Linked DNA regions of Mus musculus: all the other regions are linked to region 2. The links are chromatin loops, found by intact Hi-C in ENCODE. Cell type or tissue: left cerebral cortex. All regions are shown on one strand. Region 1 overlaps Cnot2 (CCR4-NOT transcription complex, subunit 2). Region 2 holds the start of Cnot2 (CCR4-NOT transcription complex, subunit 2). Region 3 holds the start of Kcnmb4 (potassium large conductance calcium-activated channel, subfamily M, beta member 4).

The links. Peaks named below come from ENCODE experiments on the same cell type or tissue, not always from the same donor. Only the 100,000 strongest peaks of a DNase experiment are listed, where the experiment ranks them.
Region 1: a loop joins it to region 2, with 3 times the contacts of the local background. A loop is called at or near these places in 7 of 42 quality-filtered maps.
Region 3: it touches region 2 in a loop (2.9-fold over the local background); 7 of 42 quality-filtered maps call a loop at or near these places.

What each region holds. Positions count from the first base shown.
Region 1 is chr10:116,481,615-116,489,614 of GRCm38, reverse strand. Cnot2 (CCR4-NOT transcription complex, subunit 2) reads left to right here. Exons shown (of 16, transcript NM_001037846.3): 16 at 3,329-4,454. The coding sequence ends at 3,415. Among named protein-coding and RNA genes, the nearest start is that of Kcnmb4, 12 kb to the right of the region's middle. In left cerebral cortex, no CTCF peak of the experiment used is centred here; DNase peaks (open chromatin) are centred at 2,263 and 4,033.
Region 2 is chr10:116,577,660-116,585,659 of GRCm38, reverse strand. Cnot2 (CCR4-NOT transcription complex, subunit 2) reads left to right here and starts at 4,149. Exons shown (of 16, transcript NM_001037846.3): 1 at 4,149-4,207. In left cerebral cortex, a CTCF peak has its summit at 3,670; DNase peaks (open chromatin) are centred at 3,378, 3,729, 4,130, 4,896 and 1 more place; H3K4me3 peaks cover 2,912 bases; H3K27ac peaks cover 2,361 bases.
Region 3 is chr10:116,472,478-116,480,477 of GRCm38, reverse strand. Kcnmb4 (potassium large conductance calcium-activated channel, subfamily M, beta member 4) reads left to right here and starts at 6,955. Exons shown (of 3, transcript NM_021452.1): 1 at 6,955-7,292. The coding sequence starts at 6,957. Kcnmb4os2 (potassium large conductance calcium-activated channel, subfamily M, beta member 4, opposite strand 2) reads right to left here and starts at 7,315. Exons shown (of 3, transcript NR_130644.1): 1 at 6,091-7,315; 2 at 5,845-5,993; 3 at 5,491-5,712. In left cerebral cortex, CTCF peaks have their summits at 3,176 (motif pointing right), 4,783 and 6,078; DNase peaks (open chromatin) are centred at 1,288, 4,631, 6,419, 7,094 and 1 more place; H3K4me3 peaks cover 3,089 bases; H3K27ac peaks cover 1,831 bases.

The sequences.
Region 1 (8,000 bases), 96 kb after region 2:
TTGAGTCCAGTGTATAAAGTCAATTCTATTTAGTAACTTTGTGAGAAAGAAAAAAAAGTGTATCTATTTTTTTTGAAATAATTAATTTATTTTATGTGCATTGGTGTTTTGCCTGCTTGTATGCTTGTGTGAGGGGGTTGGATTCCTTAGAACAGGAGTTACAGGCAGTTGTGAACCACCATGTGTGTGCTGAGAACTGAGCCCTGAGTCCTGTGGAAGAGCAGCCAGTGCTCTTAACCACTGAGCCTCATTTGCTTAATAGGAAAACTGAGTCATGAAAACATTGCTGTTCATGTATCTAGAACTCTTCTTAAGCTTTTAAAAATCATTATCCTGTAACAAAATTTTCCACTAAGAACATGTATGTTCATGGACCCTATAACAATACATATTGTTAAAATATTCCTTGAAGAATTAAGTGTTCTGTTTCTATAGTCCACAAAGAAAATGTCTTAGAGGCACCATGATCGTGGCAACTCTTAGAAAAGAAAACATTTCATTGTGGACTGGCTTACAGTTCAGAGTGAGTCCATTATTATGAGAGGGAACATGGCAGGAGGCAGGCAGATAAGATGCTGGAGAAGGAGCTGAGAATCCTATATTTGATACGCGGGCAGCAGGAAGAAGGAGGGACTGGGCCTAGCAAGGGCTTTTGAAACCTTATTGCCCACCAGCAGTAACACACTTCCTCCAATAGGGCACACACCTCTTCCTTCTTGTCCTCTCAGACAGCTGCACTCCTGGTGACTGAGCTCAGATAGATGGACCTGTGCAGGCTGCTCCCACTCAAGCCCCCAGAAGCCTTGCTGTATTAACTCACGAGTGCTAAGGGCCACTTACTATTGTAAGCGTTAGATGTGATAGACAAGGCAGTTCCTTTCTGCATTCTGTCCATAGTATGTGTGTATATCACTGACATGTAAAAGACATGTCATTGACATGTAAAAGATGCTATAGATAATCGAGTTAGATGGAAGACTTTAAGAATAAAAATATGTGGAAGGCAGAAGACAAAAAAATTACCAATGTATCAGACAAGATTTGACCTATATAATTTCTTAATATCACTTGAATATTTTAACTATTAAAGTATTTATGCTCCCTAGAGTTAAACTAATCTTTTTTTTTTTAAATACTATGTATGGGCAAACATTAACATTGATGGGGTTAATTGGTTTAGGTACTAATAAAGCAGTGTAGCTTGCCAGTGTTTATAAAATGTGACTTACAGTTTATCATTGGTTAAAACTGCACATAAGCTTTTTATAGCTTGTATATTATAGAAGCCAATATGCATTTTCATTTCAAAGAATGGTTTAACTGGAAGATTTTTGTTAACTGTAAATGTGGATATTCAACTTTAGCCGTGAGTTGGGAGGGACAAGGGCTTATGGGGAGCCAAGGACAGCAGCTCTTGTGTTTGCTCCTCCTTGCTGGTAAGCAAGTAGCCCTGTGCCTTTCTCAGTCATAGGACACAGACTTCTTTTAAGAATGATGTCACCACAGAGTACCTTTATTAACCCTTTTGAAGGCACATAATATTTTCAGAGTTAATTTGGAGAGGGTGTAATGAAGTAAATTTGTTTTGAGTCTTGTATTAAAAGTATTAAAACCTCATAAAACCATCACATGTTATATTAAGACAGACCCTTTTGAGTTTAGATCCTAGTCTTCAGTGTGTCTTACGGGGAAGGGGGGGGGATTTAAATACCTACTTCTCAAGATACATAAAAAATTTGGATAAACTATAGCTTTTTCTTTAGTTTTCTTCATACTAGGCGGGCAAGTTATATGTCTAATTGTTATTGTGATGTCTCTGATTTTGAATACTTGATTTGGTGTCCAAAAGCTTGATCACTATGGCCTAAGCTTTCATTTTAACTATGTAAAACTTCATTTAATTTAATAATAGAAACATCCATTATAGAGTCAGTTTGTTACCAAGCACAGTATTATTTAATCTTCAGTAGCCAGTGTATGTTGAGGGTTAAAAACTTGAGTGAGATTTCAGAATAGCTTGTGCTAGTTAGATTCGGGTCAGAATGAGTAATTTTAGAGCATTTCCTTTCTGTGGTTACAGGGTATTGGTTTTGTTTTAAGTATACACTTAAATTTGCATTTCTAGTGGTGATCGTGAAAACTTGTATTCTTAAATCTTAAAACTTGAAGCAAAGTGCTGGCACAAACCTGTAACGTAGGAAGTATTCTGGAGGCTGAGTGGGTAGAGTTATGAATTTGGAGCCAGCTTGGGTTATGTAGGGAGTTTCAAAGCCAGGCTAAACTCCCCAGCAAGACTTTGTCTTAAGCGTGGGGAGGGGCAGCAAGATGGCTCTGTGGTCCAGATGCTCGCCAACAAGCCAGGGGCCTGAGCCAAGCTCTGAGGGGAAAGTGGAAAACCACGGTGCTCTCTGCCTGCAAATAAGCCTACAAATAAGCAGCTACAGTACAGACAAAACCAGCTTGAAAACAGTTTGATTAAGATCACTAATCCACTTAGCTTTCAGATAGCTAGACACCAAAACCACTCTGTGGCTTTAAATGACTGTTCTCTGCCATCTGTGAAATGGGAGCGCTTGAGATGTGTGTGTTTCAGCTCTTTGTTTCCCTGAGATTTTAGTGAAGTTAAAGTATAACCTTGCTTTAAAAAAAAATTGTCATTAAGGGATATTGGGAAGTGCCTCATTTTAAACATAAACAAAACGTCGGGGTCGTTCCTTATTTTGGTTTTGCTTTTGTACTTTATTGGAATGCTTTATTTTAAACATCCTGTAATCTTCAGTCTTTTGCATTAGAGCTGTAATAATTTCACTTCTTATTTCTAAGTAAAATTTGCACATAATTTTTATGAATACACATTTCTGAGTTACTGATCCTACATTCAGAAGTCTATACTGTGTACCTGCCAGATAGTAGGCAAAGGGCACTGCTGTTGTCTGGACTGCTTACTTAAAAGGGGAAAGAGCTAGTATGTGTGTGTCTCTGTTTTCTTTAGGTGGACTCGTTTTAATTATTCATATAGAAAATATATCTTGACCAAAGGGGAGGGGGGAACCCTTAAAAGAGACACTTAGACTAGTGAGATGCCACAGAGGGAAAGGCTATTTCCAAGGAGACTAATGACCTACCCAAATTTGATTCCCAGAACATGTATGGTATAAGTCCTATACCTTGCAGATAGTCCTCTGGCCCTCACACATGACTGTGTTTGCACACGCGCCTGTGTGTGTCTGTGTCTGTCTGTCTGTCTTCACATACACACTCACAGTAAATGTTTTTAAAAGAGCACTATGAAGTAATTTAAATTCTCAATTTTGATGTTCTTTTGTAGGAGTTCCATCTGGAATATGACAAATTAGAAGAGCGGCCTCACCTGCCATCCACCTTCAACTACAACCCTGCTCAGCAAGCCTTCTAAAAAGACTTCCCTTTTCTTGGGGTATGGCTGTCTCAGCACAATACTCGACATAACTGCAGAGCTGATGTGGCTCAGGCACCCTGGTTTTAATCCCTTGAGGATCTGGCAATTGGCTTACGTAAAGAAAGGGTCACCATTTGAGGTCCTGCCTTACCAATTATGTGCTGCCCAACAACTAAATTTGTAATTTGTTTTCTCTACTTTGAGCAGGGTCTGAATTTTTTCATTTATTTTCTTTTTGCCAGCAGACAGACTTGGGTCTATAAAGACAAGCAAGTACACTGACAGAAATTACCATTTAGTTTCTTAAATGTAAAAAAAGAAAACCCACAAAAGACTCAACAAAATTAGACCACAAAATTTGCATTGTTCATTGTAGCACTATTGGTAATAAAAGAACAGATGTTTGTGCATTTTTATGTGAAGATCCTTCTCGTATTTCATTTGGAAGGATGAGCGAGGTCTGCTTCTTTCTTTTTACTTCCCCTGTGTTTCTGAAAGGCGGTTTGGCCAGGCTTACTGCAGGCATCCGACTGTAGAGATCGCCACAGTCTCTGGGGCTCCAGGGCTGCGCTGTAACTGAGCTTCATCCAGAATGAGCAAAACACTGTCCAGTCTTTGTTACGATTTTGTAATAAATGTGTACATTTTTTTTAAATTTTGGACATCACATGAATAAAGGTATGTATGTACGAATGTGTATATATTATATATATGACATCTATTTTGGAAAATGTTTGCCCTGCTGTACCTCATTTTTAGGAGGTGTGCATGGATGCAATATATGAAAATGGGACATTCTGGAACTGCTGGTCAGGGGACTTTGTCGCCCTGTGCACTAAAGGGCCAGATTTTCAGCAGCCAAGGACATCCATACCCAAGTGAATGTGATGGGGCTTCAAGACGTGAACTGAGACAATTCACTCTGGCTGTTTGAACAGCAGCGTTTCATAGGAAGAGAAAAAGATCAATCTTGTATTTTCTGACCACATAAAGGCTTCTTCTCTTTGTAATAAAGTAGAAAAGCTCTCCTCACTGCAGTGTTGGCTTTGATTTGAAATTGTGACATTTCTTCTTCTCCAGAAAAACACAGAGGAAAACCTCAGGTTTTACAGATTCTGAATGGTGTGACTTGATGTCAGTCGTCCTCTTCTTTTCCGATGTCGGCAGATCTGTTGATGGGGCCACCCTGGGCCCCTTACTTAGGAAGGTGGCCTCAGCATTAGCTGAGGGGAGCATTGGGTAGGTTGGAGCTACGTTGCAAGTTAGCACCTGACCAGGGTGGGACCCAACCAGAAAGTTTGTTCTGTGAGAAATTGATGAGGAATTTGGTGGTAGAAATTTGAGATTTATTTAGTCTTCATGAAATTTACCTTCAGCTTGCTGACCTGGATGGTTCACACTTGCAGGTGACTGAATTCTTAAACTGTGTGGAGGCAAAACTGTGGCTTAAACTGCCAGGAGGACTAGAGATAGGGAACAGGCTATGTGGAATACAAGTTTTCAGTTTTTATTTTTAACCTGTTTTCCTAGTTGAGTGAATACTTACTGACATAGCCTAAGTAACGTTTGAAAAGTAACATTTATGAATGCTGTTTGTGTGTCAGGAATGTATAGGAACTTTGAACTTAAAATTCACCCCTAAGCATTTAGAGATAGCCAAAACGGATTTTTTTTTTTTTAAAAATACCATGATTGTTAAAAACATTGCAGAATTTAGAGCACCACCTCAGCGGTAAAGGTGACACTTCAATAATTACAGTTTTAACTCTTGTGACAAAAATCACAACAGATGCTGCACTATTTAAGATATGCCTCATCCAAATCGTTGATACCAGTTTCCCTCAAATAGTGGTGAGGTATATCTTAAACAGTGCGCTCTCTGTTGTGGTTTTTGATACTTACTGTGAACTTTAACCTTATAAAATAAGACTCCCTATGCAACCGCCAGCAATTGGTGGGCAGGAGAAGACAGTAGGAGGGAGGGAGGGAGGGAGGTGGTCTCCAATGATTGATGTAGCAGCTGAAGCACGGTCATGCGACTGACAAACAAGGAGCTCACGTCAGGTTTGTTGTGTTGGGTCTAATTCTTAGCAGCCATAGGCAGAAAATTTAAGTGGACACTTATTTCAGTTTTCCAAGTTATTTTTATTTCAGAGTCGGAGTCATCAAAATTAAGGAAAGTTGCCTGTTAAACGTTGTTTTTACAATTTGGTGATGTCACAGGTCAACTTGACTTCAACTGTAAATTGAAAATGTACATTTGAAGTTCCACCCTACATACAAAGAAATTGGCTGAAACTATATATACATTCCACATTTTCCCCTTAGATTTGGTTCTGTTTGTGGTTGTATGGTTCATTTCCCCCAGTGAAGCAAATGGGTATGCTCTGCCCATAACTCACCGAGTGTAACTGGCTTTGTGGAACGGAAGCTAGTACCCTGCACAACGCAACCCTTTCACCTGCTTGGATGCAGAGATCTGTACTTGAGGTGCACTGTAACATGGTAAAACGCTTTTCTGGAGGTGTTTGCTGAAATTTTCCTTCAAGGTAATCTTCCTTAAGAACTGAGAGTATCTTGCACTATCTACAAAAGCCAACTGCTTATCCATGGGTATTTTACTAATACTTGTTGATGAATTGGCTTTTTTTTAATCATTTCAGTTTGAAAATGTACAAATTAAATCATTTAGGCATTGACATAAATCTTTGCTGTAATTTCATTTTCATGAAGATCTTGAACATTTTCACTTAGCTTTCGAAACCCAACTTTTTTCCGTGTACAGTCAAGTTGATCTTGAATCCTTCCATTCCCAAGCAGGTCTCCTGAAGTCTTAGGCCTTGCCCATAAAACATGAGGCGCCTGAGCATGGCCCTGCAAGGCTCACTTCATTTACATTTGCATTCAGAGCATCATTTCTGCACAAAGTTTCTACAAACACACGCACGCGCCTGCGCACACGTGAAAAGAGAAGAATGGAAATGTTCTCAACTATGGTTTGTCTATGAAGTTTATAATGACTTAGAAACATCTGCTAAGGAGGTAATCTTTAAGATGTGCGGCAGTATAGCTCACTGATAGAGTGTTTGCCCTGCCATATATGAGGCTCTAAGTTAAAATCCCTGATCCTGCACACACTAAAATTAAAAACTAAAGAAAGTAAATTAAGAAACTTAGTAGTATGCTTTCAAGAATGTAAATTCTCATGGCATGTCACCAAGTTCCTGTTGGCGATGACATTTAACAGTGACTTGGATCAGATTTGGGAGATGAAGCACATAAATGCATTGAAAGAGAAAAACAACCCAGTAGTTTTAATATCAGGTTGAATCAAGTGCTATACATTATCTCAAGATCGTTAGTTTTCAGCTTGGATGGTAAAACGAAAAAAAATGGCTTAAGAGTGGTTTATACATAGAGCAAACTGATGATTCTGCTTCTACTGCTAAAGTAAAAACTATGTGTAATCGGGACACGGTAAGAATCAGCCGGGCGTGGTGGCGCACACCTTTATTTCTAGCACTCGGGAGGCAGAGGCAGGTGGATTTCTGAGTTCGAGGCCAGCCTGGTCTACAGAGTGAGTTCCAGGACAGCCAGGGCTACACAGAGAAACCCTGACTCGGAAAAAACCAACCTCCCCCACCACCACCAAAAAAAGAATCACTGTTTTGAATGTTATACATCTGAAATGTTATGTCCAGTTAAATGCTCTTTTGGATGCTTGTTGCATGTCCCTTCCTGCCTTCTGGCTGCCAGGTGACATAGTAATTTTTACATACATTATTGTTTTGTATTTAAAGAATAGCATTGTGGGTGGGTTTACTGTTGCATATTTTATAGAAGGCTTCAGATGTCATCAGTGCAAAAGGAAATAAGGACGGGCAACACTGTAGAGAAAAGGGCTTTGGAAACCGTATTTCCCTTCAAGTATCAAATTCCAAGGCTGTCCGTGTTCATGTGTGTGGCAAAAAGCTAACAAGCACCAGTAAAGGTTTTATCAGTGTGGTAGGAGGGGCCACAGTAACTGCTCTTGGTTTTGTGGTATTTGGGCTTAAGCATGCGTCTCAATAAAGCTAGATACGCAAGCACGCTGTACCTGCGAGCCGCGCCCGCAGCCCAGTGATCCAGGGCCTCAGATACATGCTTTTTGTAAGGCGTTACTTTTGGCTTCGTCGAACACAGTGGATGAGGGACTGGTTGGCCAGTTCTGTGCATGAGGGAAGGCACTGGACTGAGGGTTAACTTCCTGTGGCTAACTGAAAAAGTGTAACAAGGAATTGGGATAGCTAGTGTATTTCTGCCTATCAGCTAGAAACTCTTCGAGTCCATCAGAAAGTCTCAGAGGAAGACCGCCCATTACAAAGTGCATTGCATTTGTAAACAAGCACAAACACAAAGCGTGCGTTTTACAGTTGGGGAAAACATGGGACCTTAACTAAAAGCCAGAGAGCAAGGGGAAACATCACAGTTATCTTCAAATACAGGAAGTTCAAAAGAAGGCTAAGTCTTCTACTCAAGAAGTGGAAGGTGAGTGAGATAGGATATCATCCTGTATCAATATACTGTATCAATATAAAGTACA
Region 2 (8,000 bases):
ACTCTCAGCAGAGTCAGAAGCGCTGCTCTCTGAACTGTAGTCAGCACAACTGTAATGTGTTAACTGCATCTAAAGACTCAGACTGGGTTAACCTTTCCTACGGGACACTCTGAGCTCAACAGCTGAAGCTCAGTAAGTTCTAAAACCAACCAGCCTCAGTGAGTTTCTGCTCTAAGCACACCCGTCTTGGGATCTGACCTGCTATAGTGTGCTGTGTGATTTCTCTTGTTCCAGACATCTCATCGGCTTAGCGCTATGTTTTCCTAGCTTGATTTTCCACACTTTGCAATTACTCCTACAGAAGGTAATATTAGAGGATAAACAATGAAGGGAGCTATCTGAGGGAGGGTGGCCAAGGAAGGCCTGCCAGAGACAACGTAACCCAGGATGACCCTTCCTTCCCTCGAGTCTAGGTTACCCTCAAATGTGTGCGGATCTCTTTGAGTCAGCTTCCCAGGTGTTGGGATTAGAGGTGGCTCAATGTCTAACTCTAAATAGTGGTTTTGATTAAAAAACAAACCAACCAAACCAAAAAAACAACCAATTTCCCCTAAGATCAAAACCTGAAAGGAATGTAGTGCAGTTACCATGTTCTGACCCATGAAGCCCTGAAGGGTCTCAGTTACTACCAGTGTAAGGTTGTACCAATTCCTATGTGTACATGTTACACTGGCAGGCCGAGCACAACAGGGAGGAGCGAAGGGATGAGAGGCACCTGCTTTTATTCTAAGGGTTGTTCTGGGAGAATACTGCATGATAAGGACTAGAGAGAGGGAGAGATTGTAATCAACTGGTCATCAGTGCTATCACGTGGCTCTGACGTAGGCTAGGAAGTCTTTACTCCAGGTAGCCATGTGCCCACATTTACTACTCAGAAAGAGAAGGATTTGGGGAAACAACTAGCAGTCTGTGCAAGAAGGCTGGAACCAGAGCATAGGAGAAGGCAGAGCTTGAGCGGCCATTTGGGTTTACTCTATATGTACATATGGGAGCTAGAGTAGGGTTTTAAAACACCAAGGAACATAACTGAATAAAAACATTAAAGTGATGCTTCTGGCTGGTACACAGGAACAGTTGACAGGAGTGGGCTGCTGAGAAGGGGCGGGGTTCAGAACATTTGTAGAGTTCTCAGTAAATGCTGCTAAGATGGATGCAGACAGAAGTCACAGTGGCTTCCTAACTCCAGGCTAAATCTGTAAACAGGGTCACTGCTGATGGGATTCGGGCGAGGGAGAAGTCAGCCATGCTTTTCCAGGCAGTCTGAGGTCCTTGTCCTTTCCGTTCCTTGTCACGGCAAACATGCTACCTAGTAATTTTGTTTTTTTTTTTTGTTTTGTTTTGTTTTTCGGAGACAGGGTTTCTCTGTGTAGCCCTGGCTGTCCTGGAACTCACTCTGTAGACCAGGCTGGCCTTGAACTAAGAAATCCGCCTGCCTCTGCCTCCCAAGTGCTGGAATTAAAGGTGTGCGCCACCACCGCCCGGCAGCAACCTAGTATTATATCCACATTTTTTGGTTTGTTTTTTAAGGGAGGCCTTTCCTTCTGCAAATATATACAAACTCATTTTTTCCTTAATAAAGCCTTTCCCCCTCAATCCAATCGAGTTTTCTATGAGGTGCACAAAACAACATCTCTCAAAACCACATAAATATACTCATCAGTATGAACTATTTTCAAGCAAAAGTAACAAAATTATTAGACCTGTTCACTATCAAAAATATTTTTAAGACAAATTGGATAACTATGATCATTATTAACAACTGTTATGAAGCTGTTTTATTGGAGACAGATCTTATAGAATATGTTGTTCAGGTTAGCCTCAAATTTTGATTGACTCTCATGCCTAAGTCTCCACAGTAATAGGTTACAACAAATGTCACTATGTCTGGCTTTGAAGATGAAGTCATTTTGTTTTTACAAGGTATTAATATATATGTATGTGTGTGTGTATATATATATATATATATATATATGTATATATATATATATATATATACATATATATATATATTCCTGTGTCATCTGCAACTAGCTATGCAGACCAGGCTGATCTGGAACTCAGAGATTGGCCTGTCTCTGCTTTCCATGTGCTAGATATAAAGATCTGTGAAATTATGCCCTGAAAAGAAGTTTTCGGTGCGACAGGATGATTTAAGATTTTTATTGAGTGCATACATCTTTTATTGAGTGCATACATCGTCACGTTGAGCCATCAATACAGCCTTTAGCAAATGCTAGGACGTTCATGGAGTTTTTCCTAGCATCCCTGTTCCACACATTAATTAAGAAAATGGTCTTATCTCACCTGGTAAAGTCCAAGCATAGCAATACTCTCAGACCTTCCCCAGTGACAGCAATGTTTAAATTTTGACAAAAATGTGTTTTTAAGTTAATATACGTAAGAAGAGTAATGAATTAGAATATTTAATGTTACTTAATGTGATAATGCTACTACATACACATTAAGGGCTCCCAATAACGAGCAGCCAGATTAAGGTGCTCTGCATTGCATGCATTCACGCACATGAGCTGCACACGCCTAGAGTAGCCAGTCTTTGAACACACTACCTTATGGCAGTAGATGCTAACTTGAGAGGAAGAGAAAGCAGACGAGACAGGAAGGCACGGTTGGGGGAGGGGCCATGTAGGACTGTGTTGTTCCTTCTTGAATTTCCCTAAAGTGAAAAACCAACAAAACACAAAACGGTGAAAAGGAGTATTTAATGAAATGAACAACCTAGCAAAATAAACCTTTTTTTTCTACTGGCTACACCAGTTCCTGTCCGCATTTAAACAAATTTGCATATCTGCTGATACTGCATATCTGCTATGTCAAATTACTTTCAAAACCATGACAAAGGTACTTTTAATTTCACCGTAGGCTATTGTATCCTATTTCTTGCCTTTAGCTTTCTATGATAAAAATATATATCGCTTCCGTTTATCACAGAATCTATATCTAACTATATAGACTGGCGGGCTGGAAGGAGGTAATTTATTAAACTACAGCAGAAACTTTATTTACTTCAAATGAGTAGTAATCCGCATTAGTAAGCTCTACCACTCAAACATGAACAGCGATACGTTATGAAACTCGCAACTTCAAAGCACAAAGAGGCTTTTTAGCAAGTTAAGTAACCGTAAAACACGAAGTTTGTGGATGTTCAAAGGTGTAAACTAAGAGTATTACAGCAATAAAAAGTAATTTCACTTTCAGGGACAGTCCGGCTTTGGAGAGCAAAACACTTTAGTTCCCAACCACAGCCACCGTATTTTCAAAAGGTCTAGTGGATGAGCCAGCTGGTCACTAAGGTTTACCAAGGGCGCGCCGGGCGGGAACTAAATAAAGTGCCACAAACACCGTTCGGTTAGATTAAGTACTCCCGGCAGTGCTTTAAAAACACGCTTCCCCCTTACTTCCTCTCACCAGGTTTAGACCGGGGGGGGGGGGGGCAGGTAAAAAAAAGGGGAGCATGAAAAGGAAGAGGGGGCGGCGATCAAACGCCTAGGTTCCAGCGGAGGGGAACTCACTGCTCGGGAGGTGCGGGCGGCGTGCGGCGGGTGTCTGGGGGAGCGCACCCAGGTAGCGCAGGCAGCGGGGCGGTGGGAGGACCGAAGCACCGCAGGCACCGCACCGCACCGCGCCGCGCAGCAGGCTGGGGACAGCCCGGGGACAGCCCGCAGGAGGTGCTCGGGGGCGGGGTGTCCGAGGAAAACACAAACACAAACACGCTGCGCGTCCCCCGGTGGGCGGACCCACGCCACCCTCGGCTTCTCCCCGCCCCCGAGGCCGCGCTCGCCCGCTCGCTCGGACCCCAGGCCGCAGCTCCAGGCGTGGCCGCAGCAGCTCCCGGCGTGGCGGCGGTCTGGCTTCGGGAGCCCGGAGAGGCCGCCCAGGCCCCACTCTCCTCGGTCACCGCCACAAGACAGCGCCGCACCTTCCGCGGGAGGCGGCGGAAGCCCGGGAAGGCTCCAGGCGAGCGTTGTGCTTCTCACGGTCGACTGGCGTACGGGCGGCGTTCCGTCCATTCGGCGAGCCTCGCTCGCTCGCCGGCTTCTGCTGCTGCAGCCGCCGTCGCCGCCGCCTTCGAGCGGAGTCGGAGCGACGGGGGTCACGGCGGGGGTCAGAGGGTAAAGGTCTTGCTCCCAGCAGCCTCCGCGGTGGATACGTCGCCATCTTGGATCCGCGGGACAAGAAAATTCATGCGGTGAGTTTTTGGCCAATTTTCGGAAGTCTGGCGGCGGGGCACGCGGCGGGGGAGGCGGATTGGGGGCCCCCTCAAGGCGGGGGAATGCCTCGGGGCTGGTCCGGTCGCGCCCGGGGTCCGCGGGTAGCGTCCCGGCCCGCCGCTTCCCGTTGCTTTTGTCTCGGCTCCAATCGAGAGAGGGAAGAGCGGAGCGGGCGGGCGGGCGGGCGGGGAGGGGGTGGCGGCGCTGGAGGAGGGAGGGGGTGTGTGGCGGGGTGGACGGGACGTAAAGCGTCGCCGTGCTCGGGCCGCCACCGCCGCCACCACCGCAGCTACCGCAGCCGCAGCCGCTCCGGAGCTTAGGCCCGGGCCCCCGCTGCCCGCCGCGGGGCTTCCCCGGCTCCCGCCGGCGCGGAGCAGCCGCTGCCGCCGTGCTGCTTCCTGGGCTAGGAGAGAAGGCAGCGGCGGCGGTGGCGGCGGCAGCAGCATCCAGGAGCCCCGGCCACTGGACACGGCTCCTGCCTGCCACGTTCCCAGCAGCTGCTGGTCCTTGAAGCTTTACGTTTCTGGCCATACACGCGCATCCTCCGCCACTTGTGTGGTTTTCTTTTCTTTCTTTCTTTTTTTTTTTTTATTTGTTTGTTTGTGTAAGATGGGGACATCGCACTGGCTAACGGGCCTCGGGAGCCTCCAGGCCCTGAGCTATACCGAAGGGGCCTTTCTTGCAAGGTGGAAAGGCGAGAGAGAAACTCAGATGCTGCTTCTGCCCCCGTGCCTGGAGTGGGAAGCCTCTCTAGTGGTGTAGCCTCTTGAGTTCCGATGGTCCTGGGGCGGCGGAGGAGGAACCCGAGCCACTCTTGTGAAGTTGCAAGCCCTGGTTTCTACTTCCGCCGGGCCCCCTCTACCTTTTGCCGTTTTGTTTTAGGTCTTCACTTCAAAGTTTCATAGAAGAAATAAGTTGGGTTAAAAGAAACCCGGTAGTTCTTAATTGAGGTACTGTTTGCTTAGGAGAAAAGCTTATAATTCTTGTTATCTGTAGGCCCTTCGGGAAATCTAATTGTAATTTTATTTTTGTAAAATTATTTCTAAGGTTTTGTTATTTGCATTTACGTTAGATCCAATCAGTACGCTTTTACCTCCAAAAGAAAATAAAAATAAATAAATCTTACACATAGGTACTTTCTTGGAAATCCTAGGGGGACATCTCCACTTTTCAACATCTGGGAAGACAAGTGTTAAGAGTGTTTTGCTTCATTTTCATTAAATCCTTAGTCAAAGATTTCTCTTTAATCATCTGGACAGTTCCTAATAAAATACAGCAATATGATCCTTAGATTATTGGCAAATGGTAGAACGTTAACCAGATCTGTTCACAAGGGACACACTTAATGTTCAAAACTGAATACATTTTCTATTACTCTCTATAGTGAGAAGTTTTAGGGAGATGGAATCGTGTTCCTATAGATTTCCCTTTCCAAATAAGTGGGTGGTAACTTTCACAACAGTTTTATGTTTGGGAATGCTTTGTATATTCAACAACAGTTCCTTCTCAGAAGTCACCTTTGTAGTTTTGTAAGGTAATTTTATTCCAAGTTGGAAGTGTTTAAAAATCCAGTACACTGAAATGGTTGTCTACATTCAAATATTTGTCTGTGTTCAGGTTTTGTGTCTTTAATATGTTTTCTAAATGGTCCCTTGTGCTCTGCCTATCCAGTCTGTTGTCATCTTAAAGCTAAAGGAAAAGTTCAAAATGCACAGACAACTTCTTCCACTTTTCACTTTTGCTGACTTTGCAAGATCCTTAATTTTAAAGTGAAACCTTTTCATTTTTAAAAAAGTGCCTGTTTTTGTTTTTAACTCTAGACCAGAAATAAAGACTGTATTTGACTTTTATTTTTTTATTTTTTGCATTCCTATTAATGCTTTATTGACACACATAAGGTAGTGCATGTGTTGGCAGAGCACTTTGGTTCTCAGATGCAGTCTAGAGATACCTGTAACCTTACCAGATGCTCCAGGCTGAGAGTGGCCTGCACATTAACGTATCAGTAAATACAGCCTTTCTAAAGTGCTTACAAATAAATGGTGTATGGTGGAAAATGAAGCAGATTGATGTCTGTGAGTGGTTTATAGCCTAGCCATCTGAGAACTATTTGATTTGAAAATGAAATCAAACTCCAAATAATAGGCTCCCTAAAATAATAATTACCTTTAATTTCCCTATATAAAGGTAGGTGCTTTTTGGTTTTTCAGAGATGCCTTAGGTTTATTTAAAACTTCAAAAATAAATATTTTATACTGCTGGCAAGTTAGAAATACTAGTAATCGTGTTCTGCTTGTTTCTTTTCTCCTCTTTCTTTCTTTCTTTCTCTCTCTCTCTCTCTCTCTCTCTCTCTCTCTCTCTCTCTCTCTCTTTCTTTCTTTCTTTCTTTCTTTCTTTCGTTTTGTTTTTTCCAGACAGGGTTTCTCTGTTTAGCCCTGGCTGTCTTGGAACTCACTCTGTAGACCAGGCTGGCCTGGAACTCAGAAATCCGCCTGCCTCTGCCTCCCAAGTGCTGGGATTAAAAGTGTGACGCCCGGCAGTCTGCTTGTTTTTAAGTAGGTGCTAATATTAGCAAAACTTAAACTTTAATGGATCATTATAGAATTTTTTTACACGACATGGGATAGTATAGGTTTTTTTTTTTTAATGGCCAAATTTGCTTGATTAGAAAATTTGATTTTTGTATCTAACTAGAGTATGAGTAGATAGTAGTAAACCAGTAAAAATAAGTATACAATTTTGTTTTGTTTTGTTTTGTTTTGAAGTGATATTAAGTTGTAGTATCTTTTGATTAAAATTTTAACTGTCAAATGAATGACATAGCTGACTGGATAAAGGCATTTGACACCAAGCCTAATGATAGAAGTTTGATCTGAGAGACCCATATGGTGGAACAAGAGAATCAACTTCCCTAAATTGTTTTCTGTTATCCACACAAATAGCCACATATAATAAAACATTAAAAAATGTACTATAGGGTTAGTTTTGGTGTCACACATTTAAAAGCAGGCTGTAGATCCTGTATGTTTGTTTGAGCAGACATTGGAGGAAGGCTTATGTGAATGGTGATAGTTTTAGGAGGAGATTTTCTTACCCAGACTGTAGTGGTATTTTTAAGAATTATGTGTAAATTATGTATAGGTGTGTGCTCGCATGTGGATAATGTGTATGTGAGTGCAAGTGTCTTCTGAGGGTCCAGAGGCTCTGAAGCTGGAGTTAGAGTTATGAGTTGCCTGACATGGAGGCTAGTGGAGGCTAGGAGCTGAACCCAGGTCCCCTGGAAGAGCAGTAAGTGCTCTTACCTGCTGAGCCATCTCTCCAGTCCCTCTAGTGGATTTTGTAACACAAAACACAATAAGTCAAGGTACCAGAGGTTGGGTGGTTTTCGAGGCAGAATTCATCAGAGTTGGACTGTAATTTCAGTGGATTTGCATATAGTGATGGGTCAGAAGATTTACTGATATGGTAGAAGTGGCTCTTGTTTAGGTTCCGGTGACTGTCTGGACCAAAAATGATTTCTGTTTTGATATTTGAAGGAATTTAATTTCATTCTAACATTTTCAATATGGGGAAAAGCTGTGCTCGAGTTGGTATCTATTGTAGAAATTTACATTTAAGGAACTATAAGGAAAATTTGGGTTTAAGGTTCTAAAATTATTTTAATACCTTATCTTGCATCAGTTTATTGAGCTCTTTAGTATTGCTATTTTTTCTTATGTCTGTAGTTATTCTGTGTGGTGTCCTTCAATTTCTATTTAAAATTTTTCAACT
Region 3 (8,000 bases), 110 kb after region 2:
ATCAAAATTTTCTGCCAATCATTTAAATTGGAATTATAAAAACTACATGGCTTACTGTGTTGCCAATCCAACCAAGTTCCTGTGTAAACAGTACACAAGCATTGGCTGACAGACCGATTTTGCATTCCTTTTGTTCATTTCCAGGGCATTAGGCACCTGCCTTGCATTAGCTATCTTCTGATACCTTGCTAGGTAAGAATCAGTGTGTTAAGTCCTCTAAGCAGCATTTTGGGTACCAGCTGAGGAAAACAGTTCTTAATTTTTAGGCTTATGTGTGTGAGTGTTTTGTCTACATGTATGTGTCTACATGTTCCGTGACCTAAGTGTCCACAAGAGTGTTGGATTATGAATGGTTGTGAGTCACACTGTGTGTTGGGAACCAAGTCCAGGTCCTCCCCAAGTGCTCCTCACCACTGAGCCAACTCTGCAGCCCTAGGATGTGACCTCCTAATTTGCATAGACAGGTCATAAAATGTTAGGGTAGTTTCTATTTATATTTGACCTAAGGGACATCTTGGCCACATAATATTTGTCTTAATTTATAATAAAGGACTTTTTCCAAGACAAATTTGTTTCTCCTGCATAATGGAAATAATTTTGCTAGTACTTGAGTTCTTCAAGGAACATTTGGAAGAAATGCCTTTAATTCAAGGGTGATAGGATTTCCACAAGTGGCTGAGTTAGTTTAACATTGTGGCCTCTAGATACGCATAATAGAAAAACTTAGGTAAAACCTTTAAAATTACACACTTCAATATGAAGACATATGAAGGAATGACATAAATAGTTTCATCTCCTTGTGTATAAAAATAAAGATTTGGGGCAGCCACAGTGTTTCAAAGCTACCTTTAAATCTGCTACATACTGAACATTTATTTTAAGATGTAGTTTTAATTACCATATGTAGCGATGCATTCATTTGGTCTGGTTTTGAGTTGTTAAATATTTCCTCCTCCTAAGAGAAACATAACTGTCATGTTTTAATGTCTGAACAATTAATATTCCTCATATATGCTATTACATAAAACATACCTTTATTTAAATGCCATTTTTGTTACTGTGCTTAAGAAATATTTCTACATTTACATTATCTAAAGCTTTGGGTTATTCTTGGTTCATTCTAAATGTAGATCTAAAATTTGTATATTAAATTAGTTTGACTTGCAAATCCTATTCAGAATAGGAACTGTCTACTGAAGATGAGCCAATCACTGCCCTGGCTTCTCGACATTTACAGTGACAGCCCTGAACAAGGTCCATTATCCCTGAAATACTTGCAAATTATATGGTGTGGAAAAGGAAGGTGCAGACTCTTGTTTCATAGAGCATTAAAGTGGGGTTTCCTTTCCAATTTTGTATCATCCTTTTTCTTAGAATTTAAGGTAAGGGTATAAAACTTTAGTGTCCTAAATCCCATCAAAAGAAACCAAAGTAGCAGGAAAATGTGCCTGAAGAAAAGGTCTAGGGTAACCGAATGGCTGCATATGTCTTAATAGGAGTCAATTCTTTCTAGGTTGTAAGAATAAACTCTTACAACTGTCTTTAACCTAAATAAAACGAGATGATGTAACAAGCACCACAATGTTACAGCGAGGCACAAAGACTAAGTTATAATAACAGTTCTATTTCTTTAAATGTTCCAAAGACAGCAGTGGGTAGAGGGTAGGGATCAATGTATTTCCTATCATTAGATGTGTGCAGACAAAGACACGGAAATCTTACTGGAAATACCAACTTCTCTCTCACATAAATGGGGTAGGATTTCCTTCTACTCTAGAATAATTTAGTGACTTTTGCCAATGCCTGTTTATCTTTGTGTGTGTGTGTGTGTGTGTGTTTGTAGCTTGAATCTAAGCAGGAATATGATTCAGAATAAATGGGAGCTAGATTAAGCCATGAGCCCCAACATTCCTCTACCAGTTGTCTCCTTCATAGGTTTCCTAGTGCAGATGTGGACCAACCCTTGGATATAATGTATTTGAAATTTATTTTTAATATATCATCCTGGAAATGCTAATCTCTGACTTTGTCCCTCATGAGATTAATTTCGAACATTTGTGAGTAAACCTAGTTTGTAGAGTCATTCAGCAAATGTATGCCCATGCCCCCAAGGATACTCCCACATGCCACTGTGGGGAGATGTTCTCTGGATTTGAGGAGTATTTTAGAATACCCTTGACTAGGTGTTTATTACAAAGCAATACAAGTTTTTTTGTTTTGTTTTTTAATTTTAGAACAACAGTTCTATTTTAATCCTAGAATGTTAAAAAAATAATTCTACCCCAATCTTTTCATTTGAAATTATTGTTGATTATATCAGATGAATAGAGCTGGGGCCAAAGCTAATACTCCTCTTTCTACATAAATATGTATCCCCTATAATAATTCATTCACCATGAAAGATGGTGAGAATTTAGGAACTCTAACACTAGCAGTGTTTTTTTTTTTTAAATAATAGAGCATTAATATCTAAGCAATGATGAGGGTGAGGCTTGTGACGTCACACCCTAGCTGAAACACTATGGCTGTTGGGCAAGGAGATTGTCAGTTTGGTTCAGGGCTTCAGGCTTCACCTGGCTGTTTGTTCATGCTCCAGTGGGATGGCCTGTGCACATACAGCAACATTAAGTGGACTCAGTGGGTTTAAAAAGAGTTCATGAAGTTGGGGAGGGAGGGGTTTGGGGGTTATGGCAAGGTTGGAGGGAGGGGTGGGCTTGATCAAAACATATATGCATATATGAAATTCTCAGTTTTTACTATTAATACAAGCTGCTTACATTTTCTGTGTCTGGGATCTTGCTTATCTGTGCTTGGCCTGTGTACAAACAAATTTCAAACTTTTAAAAATAAATTACTTTAAAAGTATTTGCTGTTTCAATGAGGTGTAAGGTCTTAGGGGGTGTCTTGGTTAATTTTGTACTAATATTTTCTAAGTATCTGGAAGTACTAGTGTTCTCAGTTGTAGTATGTTCGGTGAAGTAGGTACTATTTATGTCTGGAAATTTATTTCAAATCTAAAGCCTAAGGAGATAAACATTTAACAATGGAGCGAAACAAAATTTGGTCGTAGCAGGCTAGAAATCATTTAGTAACACTGAAAAATCTTAAAAGTTAATCTTTGTACTTTAAGTGTCTGATGTTTTGCTTGCATGTATCACAAACATACAGTTCTTGAAGAGTCCAGAAGAGGGCACTGGATCCCCTGAGCTGGAGTTAACAGACTTGTGAGTTGCCATGAGTGGGTGCTGAGAATCAAACTCTGGTCCTCTGGAAGAAAGTCCAGTGTTCTTAACCACTGAACCATCTCTCCTGTCTCCTGCAACCTTTATTTTAAAATTATATTATTATTTTTTAAAGATTTATTTATTTTATGTATATGTACACTGTAGCTGTCTTCAGACACACCAGAAGAGGGCATCGAATCCAATTATAGATGGTTGTGAGCCACTATGTGGTTGCTGGGAATTGAACTCAGGACCTCTGGAAGAGCAGCCAGTGCTCTTAACCACTGAGCCATCTCTCCAGCCCAATTTTATTATTTTTAAAAACGTGTGTGGGGGTCTGTAAGTATTCGAGAGCTGGAGGAAGGAAGTATCAGATCCCCAGAGCTGGGGTTGCAGGTGATTGTGCACTGCCTACATAGATGTTGGTCCTCAGAAGAACTCAGGTCCTCACAAGAACAGTATCTGCCCTTAACTGCTGAGTCATCTCTTGTCTTAGGGTTTACTGCTATGAATAGGCACCGTGACCAAGGCAACTCTTGTAAGCACAACATTTATGTGAAGCTGGCTTACAGGTTCAGAGGTTCAGTCCAGTATCAAGGCAGGAGCATGGCATCATCCAGGCAGGCACAGTGCAGGAGGAGCTGAGAGTTCTATATCTTCATCTGAAGGCTGCTAGAAGACTGGCTCCCAGGTGGTTAGGAGAAGGCTCTCATTTCCCACCCCCACACCTACTCCAAGGCCATACCTCCTAATAGTGCCACTCCCTGGGTCAAACATATACAAGCTGTCACATCTCTTCGGTCCCAAACTAAATATTTTAAAGTTAATTACGTGTGAGTTGGGAAAATAAGATTTCTATAAGATTTTCTTTGTTGTATTACTAGTTTCTTCCTCTCTTGTTATAGTCAGTAGCAAATGTTTAAAACTTTTCCAAAATGTGAATTTTAATGAAAAGGGTGTTAAAATATGGCTTCCCCCCCTAGTCTGTGTAGTTAGCTATGCACGTGTTTACTATGTTTGTTATAGAAAGCCTCCACGATGTGCTGATTCTGGAAATGACAGACAGGAACAACATGCTCTGTTCCTATTCAAGTCTTGCATGCATGTGAGATTGGATGCTGCACTTCTAACGTAAGCCACAGAAGTTTCCCGTAGAGTGTTGATCACTAAAGCAAACCTATAGGGGCTTTAATGTTCATCTTGGGGAAGGTTTTGCTTTTCTTCTAAATGAAAGCTCACTGGGGCTTGCTCTGGCTTTGAGAGAACCATTGGAGACAACAGTGTTCTATGAGGGAGTCTGGTGCCGAATGGTGTGTCTTTCAGTTTCTGTGGATGGCTTACTATTCATAGGGAGGTCTCGCTTCCTCTCCTGTGCAGTCTCTGCCCTCCTGGGAACAGAAGGTGCCAAGTTGACCTGTGGTTCAACCTTTCCGAGGCCCCCTGGGTTCTTCCTGTCCTTCTGACTTAAAGTCAAGGGTTGAGCGCTTTTCTGATACAAGCAGCCTAGGTGGGAATGTTACAAGGCAGCCCTACCACTAGGAGAAGAAACTAACACGGATTTCTAGTGAATCCTTCAAAATAAAAAAGTTGATTTCGTCTGTGAAGCCTTCAGATCTGCTTCCCTTACCACAGAAGACAAGCCAACTTATATAGGAAAACAAAGAATCAAAATGAAATGTTTGAATAACACAAAGCTGGAGAGAGAACAACAGCTTCTATCCCTGTGAGAATAAACAATGAAGAAAGTAACTGAACTAACATTTGAGTTAAGACAGAACTCCCTGGCCCTGGTTTCCTAGGTTGTAAGCAGTTTTTGTTGTTGTTGTTGCTGTTGTTTCATTCACAACACTTAAGGCGCCCAGGAGACACTGAACTGTGAAGTGTGTAAGGTAATGGTGTTACGTTACCCTTAGGGCTCTGTCCTGGGCTTGCTGCACGTTGCATGAATTACTTTATTTAGTCCCTTAGCCTTAGCGGCCCTGTTCCGTGTTTATTCACCCACCCCTCGTCCCCATCTCCAATCCCAGAAGAGGTTGCTTTTTTGAAATGAGGATTGGCATCTGGAATCTGTCGAAGGAAAACACTCAGCGAAGATTTGCGATTTCAGGTTAAGACGCTTCAGCTTTGGAGCTCTCTTCTTTATAGCCAGCGTGTGCCTAACAAATGCCTTGACGCCAACAGGGGGGGAAATCTCAGGCAGAAACAAACAAACAAACAAACAAAAAATACAGTGTCTGCTCTCAAACGGAGACGACACTGAGACATCTTTGTGATTTTAAAGTTTTTCCAAGTCCTGCAGCCTTTTTATTCATTAAGAAAAACAGACACTAAAGGTCTCCTTTACCATTGTTTGGAAATACCCATCAGCATAACATGCCAGAACTCTGTCAGTGCCAGCCAAAGGGTTTGAAGTCTGGTAGAGTGGGCTTAACATTTCCATGACTTGGCAACTGTTATTCATCAGGAGCCTGAGTTCATTCATCTAGGACTTGAAAGACAAGAAAAGGAGGGTTAAAACAACAACAACAACTTTATTCTTCCAAACGCAGCTCTAAACAGTTCTCAAGTTTGGTTTTATGATCTTTAAAAAAATGTAGGTAAAAAGCAAATTTAAACTTACAAAGGAAAAGTCAGGAGAATAGAGGCTGAATAAAGGTGTACATCGATAGGGTGGAGTTCCAAAGTGTCTGCAAGCCGCGGTCGCCTTGCACAGAGCTCCAGAAAAAGCTCACCTGCAAATCTCAGGGCCAGCTAAGGGTGGCAATATTCCTAAAGAGGCCAACAGAGTCTGCTCTCACCAGCCCGAGGCCAGGCTTTGCCACCTGTTTGCGTCCACCCCCTAGGGGTCGTTCCCGCTGTCTGGCACCTATTTTTCCAGGAAAGTCCACCGACGCTCAAGGCTCCAATCGTGTTAGCCTGCACGGTCCCGGTGGCGGCGTGGGATCCGCGGGGACCTCCGGCTCCCGGCCGCTCGCCTGTGGGCATCCCCCCGCGTCCGCGCCGGTGCCCTCTGTCGCTCGCCGCCACCGGAGCTCCCTTTGCCGGTGCGCCTGCTGCCCCGCAGCTCCCCGGATCGGAGTTTGAAGATTCCCGCTTCGCACGCTCACGCCATCCTCCCCCACTTAAAAAAATTTTTTTTTTCTCTCTTTTAACTTTCTCCCCAGCCACGCTCCCTCGGTGCTAAGCGTTCGCCTCGACCGTCTCCGCCATCTCTCCAGGTTGCATCTGGCGAGGATTCCGAGAGCAGCTCGCGGCGGCCCGGGTGCTCGCCCACGGGAGCTGCGGGGCGCGGCGCGGGGCGGGGCGGGGCGGCGGCGCCCAGGGCGGGGAGGAGCAGCCTCGCTCAACGCGGAGCCAGGGCTCAGCAGCCCAGTCGCTCCCAGCGTCGGGGCGCCGGGCGCTCGGCCGCGGCGATGGCAGGCGGGCGGCGCGCGCGGGGAGGCGGGCGCGGGGCGCGGAGCGCGCGGGGGCGGGGGCGGGCTCGGGGAGCCCCGGGGTGCCGGACGCTGTGAGGCGGCGGTGGCACCCGGGAGCCCGGCCTCGGGCAGCGCCGTCGCCGCCGCCGGGGGCGTCGCCGGCCTCGGCCCCTTTGTTCTCGCGCGCGCCCCCTCGCCGCCCACTCCCCTGCTGTCGCGCGGCGGCGGCGGCGGCTCCTCCCGCCCGAGGCGGTTGAGCTCGGCGCCGGGGGCGGGAGGGGGCGGGGAGCGCGCCAGCCGTGGAGAGTGGGGGGCGATGGCGAAGCTCAGGGTGTCTTACGAGTACACGGAAGCCGAAGACAAGAGCATCCGGCTCGGCTTGTTCCTCATCGTCTCCGGCATCCTGTCGCTCTTCATCTTCGGCTTCTGCTGGCTCAGTCCCGCCTTGCAGGATCTGCAAGCCACGGCGGCCAACTGCACCGTGCTGTCGGTGCAGCAGATCGGCGAGGTGTTCGAGTGCACCTTCACCTGTGGCACCGACTGCAGGGGCACCTCGCAGTATCCCTGCGTCCAGGTGTACGTGAACAACTCCGAGTCCAACTCCAGGGCGCTGCTACACAGCGACCAGCACCAGCTCCTGACCAACCCCAAGGTAAGCGCGCGGGAGCTCCCGCCTAACAGTGCAGGTTCGGGGCCAACGTCCCGGTTAGACCCCAGGGGAAGAATCGAGTGCACTGTCCTCGCTCGGAGTTGATGCGAGGGAGGCATGAGGTGCATGCACGCATCCCTGGAGCCCAGGGCTCCAGACCTCGGGGTGTGTTTGCCTACTGGGCGGTGGTACGCGAGCCTCTCTGCAAACAGATCTTTTCTGTTCTTAGATTTTTTTGAGCTCCGGACCACCCCAGGTCCAGCGCCTGCGGGAAGGGGTTGCCTAAACTCAAGGAGCAAAGAAAGTTAACTTTTCCTTCCAATGTAGCCATGGGATAGCCCAGGACCCAGGTACTCCAGTATATGGCCTGAGCTTCTATGGGGCTCAAGAACTCCCTTCTTTGAGAGGTTAAAGGGGTCTCTTCGCTTCTGGAAAGTATCTTAAGTGACTTTTGAATTTTAGTTCTAAACTGAAGTTTTTAACTTGAGGTCTACAGATAGACTTGGGATGGTGAGGGTGGGGTCAACAGCCATCAGGAGGAATCCAAGAAGAGATTCTGATGAGGTCGGGTTGGTTTGCTTGGTGCTGGTGGTGGAGGCTGAAGGGTCCTAACCACTCTGAGTGTTTGGGCACAATGAGAAGCTGTAACTAAGGAGTAAGTAGGAGAACAACTTACCGAAAATAGAAAGCCCTTGATGACATATACCAAGC